2 separate regions of the Homo sapiens genome follow, and region 1 is linked to region 2. A link is a loop called in an ENCODE intact Hi-C map of the cell type or tissue named here. Cell type or tissue: Calu3. All regions are shown on one strand. Links, peaks and the distances in the headings refer to the core of each region. The heading gives the core; the rest is flanking DNA.

Region 1 (5,386 bases), core at 296-5,295, 310 kb after region 2:
TAAACAACAGAAATTACTAAGACTTAAGCCTACGAGTTTTGTGGGTTTCAAGATTTTATGCAATCAATATTCTGACATCTGTAACACCATTTTGTCCCTAAAATGCTGATGCCAGGAACAGTAAGATATTAACGTTTTACTTGATGACTTGCTCATTATCTTGAAGTAAACCATGATTAATTCTTTGGAATAACCATTATTGAGCCACATATTTAGGTCATTAAGACAACTATAATCATCTCCTTATAAGGAAGTTTCATTAAAAATGCCAGAGAGCTCAGCCTGCTTCAAAAACCAATACTTGTAGCTTGTTATATTAATAGTTCTAAATGTCTAAGGCTTTTTAAATGAAAATACCCTTAACAGTTTTATCGAGCCTGAGCACTAGGAATTTTTAAAAACTGACAGTGAAAAATAGCTGATTAAGAGGAAATGGCATTAACTAGTTACCTTCTTAGTCTATCCTTAGAAATTCAAATATTTTAGAGACATTTCCCATTATTTAAAATGGTCTTCAGAAGGCTTAAAAATCTAAAGAATACGCATATAAAAGCTCCCTGCCAATTCTGATTTAGCACATTGGGAATATTTGTCCAAAATTGAGGCAATATTCTTCAGTGGGACTGAAATTCCCCGAGAACTAATTTGTAACACTGGGTATATTTAAAAACACTAGCTCCCTTTTACTTCCCCCTCAATATCAACCAAGTTCTTTGCCATTAATGAAAGTTAAAACAACAGCCCTGAATATTAAACTTTCTTAGAGAATGTCTCCTTATCTACCCTTTGGGTAAATTTTTCTTCCTCTTTAATTTCTGAATATATGTTAACATGACTGTTTCATTAACATACTATTTGCTGAAAGAATATCACCATTCACCCATCTCAAAAGAAAAATATTCCCAGTTGTCAATTAAAAAAAAAAGCTATTTTTCAAATGAGTAGTCTGACATAAAAAATATAAAAGGATAACTTTATTGAATATACAAATTCAAGAGCATTCAAATTTTTTTTAAGATTATGGCATAAGACAGATCAATGGTAATGGTTTATATATCCTATACTTACCAAACAGATTAGGTAGATATACTGACCTATCAATGCTCAAAATAACAAAATGAATACATGTCCCTAAACTATTTCTGTATTCTATGACTACTAAATGGGAAATCTGTCAGCTGACCACCCACCAGACTTTTTCCCATAGGAAGTTTGATATGCTGTCATTGATATATACCATTTCTGAATATAAACCTCTATCTTGGGTCCTTTTCTCTTTGCCTACTTCATTATCTGTCTTCCCAACCCACCTAAGACTTAGTCAAAACAGGATACAGAGATCTGGATGGCTCTACGCAGAGGAAAAATCTCCAATAATACCGTCAATTCTGTATTCACTTTTCCTTTCAGCAGCTACCTAATTATATCTAAGATGGTGTGAAAAAATATACAACTCAAAAAAGAAAAGCATTTGGACTATCAATCTTCACCTTGGTCCTGCAGCTTCCCTTTATCAACCAGTGTATGTATTATTTTAAATTCCCAACTGTAAACACGTACAATATTTAATAAAACATCCAGAAACTTTGTGGTCAGCACCATGTAATTTCCGAGGAGAATGTTTTAGGTAGGGGCAGAGAAGGAAGAAAATTGAGAAGCCAGTAAGAAAAAAATGGCAATTCACACCAGAATGCTTTCATGAAGTGTTTTTTAAAAATGGATGAATTCAATTTTAAGTGATACTTTGCCCCATGACCAACATTTCCTCATTGTTTTAGTGTTCATAAAAGGCCTAATATGTACCTCTAGAAAAGGAAATTATCTTCTTTATTTACAAAATTGTTAAGAGCACCAGCACCAGGTTGAGTTTCCCCAAACTATACCTAGCTCATAACTCTAAAAGAATCTACAAATTAAGTCTTTTGATTCATTTAATCCTCATCACATCTGTTAATTTTAATTAATTAAAACTAAAACTGCTCCTTTTTCTGTATATGTCAGTGAAAGGTAATTAGGGAAGCTAAAAATCTGACCTAATAGGAACCCACCTAAAATCTACTTAGGTAGGTTTAACTCAAAGAAGATCATGTTGTTAGTCCCAAGAACTATCCCAGGCATTTTAAGTATTCTTAATCTATATTTTAGAATGTGCCACCAAACACTAAAATGTTAAAATAAATTATTAATCCTGCTCTGGTCTCTAAACAAGAACTTGTGGCTATTACAAAGTATTCTTTTTTATTCTACCTCATAACAGTAAACATTAAATGAAGATCCATTATCACAAGCTCATATCTTTAAAAAATGGATGCAACAAAGCTTCTTCTGCTGTTATTCTTGAAGCTGGATTTAGATCTAGAAGTTTATCAAGCAGGTCATAAGCTTCATCAGGTACCTCATTCCAGCCTTCTAAATTGGTATTATACTCATCAAAACAATGCTCACAGCTATTACTATCCCCCTTTTTAAATGAATTCCCTGAGTATTGTCCTGGAGGTGTTTGAACGAGGCAAGAAGCTTTATGGTCAGTCTTCTCTGAAATAGCTGGTTGATGAGAAGCATGCCCTTGTATATCACTTGTTAACTTGGGAGTGCTAGAATCCATACCCCTGAGTCTCTCACAGAGTTTTCTCAAGTCTTGTGCTGGAACTTCTTTGCTACATAATATTGATTTCCCTAAAAGCAAAAGAAGAAAAAACAAAAACAGAAAAAAACATTTTATTATTTGAATATATCAGAAGCCTCTCTCATGAGAAACATGAAAGTTCAAACATATGCTTTATAGACATGGACACACACACACACACACACACACACACACAGTATGAGATAGAGCACCACATGCTATATTTAAGTTGTATTTGAATTGCATAGTGGGAGATAAAGTGGGAGATAGTAAGTACAAAGCAGTGACTTACTAAGCTATGCCAGGCACTCACTTGACTCTGCCAATTTCTCAAGCTTCATCTTACCCTTCTATAATCTTTAACTAGCTGCAGCTCCCACGCCCCCACTCTACTTCCTTTCCATGCTTCTATGTCTTTGACTACATGACTCCTGTCTTTGCCTAGGATGCCCTGCACCCCTTGTGTGCCCAGGACACTCTCACTGACATCACCACTCAGATCAAGAATCACCTCTGAGGCTTGACACCCTCAGAGAGAACTGATCAATTTCAGTTTCTACTGTATCTTGAGAGTTCTACTATTACTTTTGCTATCCTATATATGTCTGTCCCACCTAGTAGACTGAGCTCTTTGAAGGCAGGAACTGTCTTATTTATCTTTGAACCCCCCAAACCCAGCCTATGCCTGGTACAGATTAGGTAGTCAGTTAATGTCTGTTGGACTAGACAAAAAGGCATTATTCTTTTCAACAACTGTTCAAATGACACATACATCCTTAGAGATGCTGTTCTTGACCAACCTATCCTAAATAAGCCTCTTCCCTCCCCTTTTCCTTTTATCTCAGTACCACTCATTTCTCATAGTATTTATTTATGTTCTCTCCCTCACTAGAATTTAAGCTCTGTGAAAGCAGAGACTCGCAATAGTACTTGGCACACATAAAGCCCCAATAAATGTTTCTGAATGAACAAATAAACAAACTAGATCTGTTTTTAAAAATATAAATGTATTTGAAATAACTTCCTGATGGGTTTATTATCAGATGTGCAAAAAAAAGTTAATCACACAAATGGCAATCATGTATTATTTTTGCCTTACATTTCCTTATTAAACAGAAATATACTAAATGTACGAAACAACAAGTACCACAACATTTAGATGCCTTTCTGAGAATGTAGATTGTCAACAAAGTCATTAATCTGACTGTGGATGATAAAAAGTTACCTTTACATATTCTGAACTAACTACTGGACTGGTGTACTAAGCCAGGGAAAAAAATGGGGGAGGGAAAGGGAGGAAACAAACAATTACTGAAGACCAAATTCTTTGAGAGTACAATATGCCAATGCTTTTTTACTTTTAAACTGATTCTATCATTCCTATTCTCTCTAGAAAATTATAGCCAGGGGGGAATATTCATATAGTTTTATTCCTTTATTAGCTTGTTCTGAAGTCATAAAATAACTAATAGTATATGTTATAGCATGTCCCCAAGTTATACAATATGCTTTTTTTTATATGACCAAAAAGAGGGTTCATTTACAATATTCAGGAAAAATAACTTCAAGTAACACTATCAGTCAACATATTTTATTACAGACTACTATGTGTCAGGAATTTGTTTCAGCTCAAGACTTTTCTTTTTAATTTATTCAACACAATTCACTGAGTACTTAATGACAACCCACAATGGAGCCAGGTTTAAGGGTTGAGGACAGATAAGAGAAGTAAAGGTGCTCTCACTGCTAATCTCAGCCAAGTCATTTCTTTAGGTTACAAAGGGGAACACAGTTGTGTTTGTTGAAATTTTGAGGCTTTTATACTCAGTCCAAAGTTATAGTAAGATCAAGACTAAAATAACTACAGATGTCATACTAATACAACTGAGACAAGTCCTATGGCATTATTTTTATTATTTGTTTTTTTGAGACAGAGTCTTGCTCTGTCGTCAGGCTGGAGTGCAGTGGTGCAATCTTGGCTCACTGCAACCTCCATCTCCCAGGTTCAGCTGGTTCTCCTGCCTCAGCCTCCCGAGTAGCTGGGACTACAAGTGCATGCTACCATGCCCAACTAATTTTTGTGTTTTTAATAGAGATGGGGTTTCACCACGTTGGCCAGGATGGTCTCGGTCTCCTGACCTCATGATCTGCCCACCTAAGCCTCTCAAAGTGCTGGGATTACAGGTGTGAGTCACCACGGCTGGCCCTATTTTTTTTTTAATATGAGAAGTATTACAATGATAAATCTCTAAAAGCTCTTGCTTGCTATCATGGCACTTGATCTAGAGTATTTTTGGGTCAGATGTTGTATTTCCATTGTTGGCCCTGATTATAACTTGGATTACAATGGGGGAGATTCAAGCTCTTCAATAAAATATGTTGGTATTGGCTGATAAACTTCATGTTCATAAACCTCTCACGAAGTTATTCAATAGTAGATGAAAGTTTTCTCAGTTGAGAATAAACATACTTGTTATATTATTATGTAAGAATGCCATTTCTAAGATATCAATCTTGCTTTCCACTCATGGTCACTTTTTTTCCCTTGTATTATTTCATCCTATTATCTTCAAATAAAATTTTCTTACAATAAGTACAAGATAGTTACAAATCGTGGACTGACTTTACTGTAGAAACATATTTTGGCAAGCCTCTATTAAGATGAGGCTTTCTTCACAACCACCACTAAGTTTTTCTTGTAGATTAGACTATAGCACTAGTGCATAAGCAAGGGCAGTAATTTTTGCAGTGGTTCTTAAA
Region 2 (5,386 bases), core at 109-5,108:
GCTTTTTTTTTTTTTTGAGACAGATTCTTGCTCTGTGGCCCAGGGTGGAGTGTAGTGGTGTGATCTGGGCTCACTGCAACCTCCACCTCCCGGGTTCAAGTGATTCTCCTGCATCAGTCTCCTGAGTAGCTGGAATTACAGGCATGTACCATTTTTATATTTTTATATAATTTTTGTATTTTTAATAGAGACAGGGTTTCGCCATGTTGGCCAGGCTGGTCTTGAACTCCTGGCCTCATGTGATCCGCCTGCCTCGGCCTCCCAAAGTGCTGGGATTACAGGTGTGAGCCACCATGCGTGACCCCGATTCAGAGTTTTCTCTGAGAAGAAACTCCCTTCGATTTTGGAACCCAGGAGGCTGGACTGCCTTCTAGTCTAGGTTCTACCTTCCCCCTGCTGTCTGGTTTGGCTTAATCACTTGATTCAATAATTTTATGACTTTGAGTGAGTTACTTAATATCACTCTACCTTAGTTCTTTCATCTGTAAAGTGCGGCCAATAATAGTGTATCTCAAGGTTGTTGTGAGGAATAAACATGTTAATACATGTCAAATGCTTAGAAGAGACCCTTGCACAATAGTAAACACTCCATAGATAATAATGTTATTATTAGCCAAATGTGGTTATTTTGAGGGTCATATAATGGGGAAAAAATGCAAATTTAAAATTCCTGTACAAATTCAAAGGAATATCGATTGTCTCTGTATATCAAAGATGACCTTAGTATTTGCAAAGCTCTCTCTCATTTAGGGCCACTAGCTGTTTTTCCATTTACACTTCCCTATACAGGATATAGAGTTAATTTCTAGGAAATTAGCCATTAATTATTGGTTAATGATGGACTAGGAATGCTCTCAGGAGAGCTGACTAGTTAGAACATGACATAACTTTGAATTATCTAAGCTTTACCTTTACGTGGAATTTTAACTTTGTTGAATTTTTAAGTAAAGGGATATAAAAGCCAGTCTGCTCTATTATTAGATTCACTGTGTTCATAAGGCAACATGGAAAAAAATAGATAATACAGAAAGAAAAATGACAATTTTAAGGAGAAAAGTTTTTGTTTTTAAATAATTTTCTATGTTAATTAAATTCCATGGATGTTTTGTTATTACTTTGTCTCTACAGAGAATGCAGCAGATTTTGAACATGCTTTTTTCCCTCTGCTTAAAATGTGTTGGCTATTATATTTCACAGGACTTACGTCGTTTTCAAAAATAGAGGTAATTAATTGTTACGTGTTTTGATGTTCAGCAGGCAAAGGAAACACATTACTTTGTGTAAACAGAGGTTAATATGGAGTCTTTGAAGTCTAAATTATTGAACTATTTGCCTAAGGACAAACTTCTTAACTGTTTAGGTTTCTTCTGGCCTGTAATAAACTACAGTGGTGGAAATAACACAAAAAATCCTGTGTATAAAACATTTGGGTCCTGGTTGCGTGTTTGACCCAAATCTGCAGGTTTACCTTTGAGTTACACTGCGAATTAGGGACCTTTCATTTCCATTTTCCTTTCCTTGTAGTGGTTTAGTTGGTTCATGGTTGATAAAGACAGAAGCATATGTTTCTGGGAATGGTAAACCTTAATTTTGCTTAAGTTTTAAATGATCACTTATTTCTGGAACTGGCACTGGGGTCGAAGAATGTTTATTATTCCATGTTAACATGGGAATGAGTCTAAAGACTAAGTGACGTTTATGCTCACTTCTATTTTACAGCTTCCTTGGGCTCTAGCCAAGGTGACTTGGTTTTGCAAGAGCGAAGAGGACCTGCCTTATAGTGCAGTTTTTTTTTTTAAATTGTTTTTGTCTGAAATGATCTACCTTGAGGACAGAAGCTGTACTTTGCAGAGTAAAAGACAAACTATTACTGGTTTTAACAAATGAACAACCCAGGCAGGTGGGCATGGTGCAGGTTGTGCCCCAGCTTGTGAGGTCTAGCAGATCTTGTGGCCTTTGGACAGGCTTGCCTTGGGGAGGTGGAAACACAATGGTGATGATTTCTAACTTGAAGAGACCTTTGGGACTCCAGTCCAGAAGTTTTTACCTGTGTGTACTGGGTGGGAGGCGTGTTGTGCTTCCTGCTATGGGGGTGGTGAGAGCCGTTTCCCACCTAAGTGGGACAGGGAGAAAGCGTCTGATCGGCACACAGGGTGCAGAAGCAGCACTGGCCCAACTCCACACTCACTTTTCCAGGATCATTCCTTTTGCACCAAGCTCTGACCCTGTGCCCTCTCACTGCTCTGGGGACTGTTGAAGCCACAAGGAGGAAGTTGCTACTCCTTATGCCCTTCATTCTTCCTGTGCCCCAGACCGAGATCTGTCAGGGGTGGGGTATTGGACCCCACCTGAAATCACTTGTGTATCTGGCAGCTTTCTTGGGAGTTTCTCCTCAGGGGGCAGACTCCCATATAAAGTACTGGCTGGTATGACTGCAGCTCCCGTTGACCCACTCACTGTTCACAGAAGCCTAGGAACAGACTGTAGAACCCAGAGAAAGCTCTGGGTGACCTCTGTTATTTAGCAGCTGCTTGCAGCACCAGTCACTGTGGCAACTGGGCTTTGTTTATGAAAATGAATGAGGACCTCAAGCCTGGGGCATCCATACCGTGGACAGAGCTCCCCCTGGAAATCGACTGCCTGCCAGATTGCCAGGGCTAAACCAAAACAAAGACATACCAAACACAAGTAGCCAGGAAGTATTCTGCCCTTGGGGACGAGCACCAAGTCCCGATTGCCTGTATCCCTCTTCACCAAGCATAACCCTGCCAGGCTGAGCTGATCTTGGTTATGCCAGAGAAAGACAGAGGCAAAGAACATGGTACTAGTATTGGCAGTTTTTGGAACACAGCCTTGTATTGCTCAGGTCTGGCCTCTAGTTCTGGTTTTAGATGGAAAGAGTGTTGAGTACCAAAGATCTAGCTTTTTGAAAATTTTATTTCAGGCCCTGCCTTTATGTAAACTGTAACGATCATTTGGGTCTGTACTCAAGAGGCAGGAGAATCACTTGAGCCCGGGAGTTCTGGGCTGTTGTAGTGCACTATGCCAATCAGGTGTCTGCACTAAGTTCAGCGTCAGTGTGGTGACTTCCCTGGGGACTCCCAGGGGACTGCCAGATTGCCTAAGGAGAGATGAACTGGCCAGGTCAGAAATGGAGCAGGTCGAAACTCCCATCCTGATCAGTAGTGGGATTGTGCCTATGAATAGACACTGTATTCCAGCCTGGGCAATATAGCAAGATCCTGTCTCTAAACAAAACAAAACAAAACAAAAAAAAACCCCTTGTCTGGAACAACTGAGTTTGGAGTTTGTTGTCCCCTTAGAGTCCTTGCTTTCATAGTGATTGTTTTCTTGTGTCCAAAGCATCCTTGGTAGTTTTAACTCTCCATGGGAATTGGTGAGCCATGGACATCATCTTGGAGCACACTTTGAATCTCAGAGCTTCCTTTGAGGGGACTGCTATGTTCTGGGTGCTTCTGGTATTCACAGGTTCTATGATTCTATGGCTGGACCCTTCTAGCATATGTGCCCTTTGGTGTCACTTTGTCAGAACCACAGCCAGTGCATGGGTCTTCTGATGCCATCCTGTGGCTCTCTTCCCCACACCATGCCTTGTTTTTTTTTTTTTGTTTGTTTGTTTTTTTGAAGACCTTCGAGTCTCGCTCTGTTGCTCAGGCTAGAGTGCAGTGGGGCAATCTCAGCTCACTGCAACCTCTGCCTCCTGGGTTCAAGTGATTCTTGTGCCTCAGCCTTATGAGTAGCTGGGATTACAGGTGCGTGCCACCACACCTGGCTAATATTTGTATTTTTAGAAGAGACGGGGTTTCACCATGCTCTCCAGGCTGGTCTTGAACTCCTGACCTCAAGTGATCTGCCCACCTCACCCTCCCACAGTGCTGGGATTACAGGTGTGAGCCATCGTGCCCAGCCACACTGTGCCTTGTTACTGCATGTCTGCTTGGGTCATGGCCCAGGTGTCATGGTGGAGGGGGCGGGGTTGGGAGGTAGAGAGTGCTGGCATTGGTGATTTGCCAGCAGGACACATGCCCAGGAAGATGGTCAGAAAAAGAGGGACTCCTTCACGTACGTATAAGTCAGCTTTAGCCTTAAAGCTTCAAACACCCACTCACTGCATTGAGGAGTCCTTGAGGTCCCTCACCTGCTCTTCCTGGTCTGACTAGATGCCAGGGAATTGGGAGAGAGGGACCTGCAGTGGGAGGGTCCTGGAACTGCAGTGACAGTAATACAGGCTTAAACTAGAATTCCTTCCTGGAAGAATTTCGGTCTTCCTCTACCCCAGCAGCCTTTCACTCCTTAACTTTAGTAGTGTGCCTTGGGGCTTGAGCAGCTGCTGCTTCTGTGGAGGTGACCATCCAGAGGGACCCTTTCACAGCTAAGTTCACTTGCACCTCCGTTTCTGCTTAAGGCAACTACAGTTTCGGGGGTGGCTGCCCCTGTTTGCTCATGATAATTCCTTATGAACTCTCCTGTTGATAAACTGAACTGGATCAGCTTTAGTTTCCCTTTAACTAAGGATTTAAGTCAAAGCGTAACCACAAGTGTCCTGTTCGTTTTCATTCATTTCAGTGCTGAACATTTATACACTGGGCTATGGATTTGATGTTTCCTTCCTGTCTTGGCTGAGATACCTGTGTGAAATATGAGTTTGCCATTTGGCAAACTCTTTTTCCTTTGACTAGTTAATGAAGCCAAAATATTGACGGGGGTGTGGAGTTAGGGGAAGAGGAGGTGTGCATGGTTACATTTGAAAGTTCTTCATGGTGCAGGAGAATCCAGTGCTTCACCCTGAGTAATTGTAATTAGGGTAGTAAGTAAACCCTTTCAGGTTTATTCTATAGCGATCATGACGAGTTATCTTGGGGAAGGGATAAAGAAGACTGTGAGAGGTTGTACAGTTCTGATCCTGTCAGGCTTTGAGAAGCAGACCTCAGCGTGATCTGAAGAGCCGGTACCCTGGAGTAGATGATTAACCAAGATAATGTTCCGGACAGTCTGCAGCTGAACTGAACTGGTGTCTCTGCATCCATTCATAGTTACCCAGTGTGGTTAATAACAAGTCCGTTGGGAGTTATGCCTGTGCTGGCCATAACTACCTTGTATTCTGGATGGGGGTCAGAGAAACTGAATGGATCGATTCATTCACTGAGTAGTGAGTGACTGCAGCCTTACTGAAGCCAGCTCCTTTCCAGCTCTTTGATGACATGCACTATTATTGTTGTTAACAGGTTGGCTAAAAAAGTAAACCTGGGAGAGTTGAGGCTTTGTTCCTCTGTCCAGCACTCAGATATTTCCTGTAGTCATTCAGTAAACATTTACCAAGTGCTTACTGTGTGCCAGGGACTGTGTTATCATAACCAGTAACTTT

What was found. A loop is a pair of places that touch in the nucleus more often than their neighbours do. Peaks named below come from ENCODE experiments on the same cell type or tissue, not always from the same donor. Only the 100,000 strongest peaks of a DNase experiment are listed, where the experiment ranks them.
Region 1: it touches region 2 in a loop (3-fold over the local background); 2 of 110 quality-filtered maps call a loop at or near these places.

What each region holds. Positions count from the first base shown.
Region 1 is chr1:91,521,331-91,526,716 of GRCh38, reverse strand. CDC7 (cell division cycle 7) reads right to left here. Exons shown (of 12, transcript NM_003503.4): 12 at 953-2,676. The coding sequence ends at 2,282. All of the region lies in intron 4 of LOC102723436 (a long non-coding RNA gene), which reads left to right. Among named protein-coding and RNA genes, the nearest start is that of CDC7, 23 kb to the right of the region's middle. RefSeq lists an enhancer at 2,988-3,057. In Calu3, for the core only: no CTCF peak of the experiment used is centred there; a DNase peak (open chromatin) is centred at 3,006.
Region 2 is chr1:91,827,638-91,833,023 of GRCh38, reverse strand. The region is part of intron 2 of TGFBR3 (transforming growth factor beta receptor 3); the gene reads left to right. It also overlaps the pseudogene RN7SL653P. Among named protein-coding and RNA genes, the nearest start is that of TGFBR3, 56 kb to the left of the region's middle. In Calu3, for the core only: CTCF peaks have their summits at 2,372 and 2,584; DNase peaks (open chromatin) are centred at 2,623 and 3,993.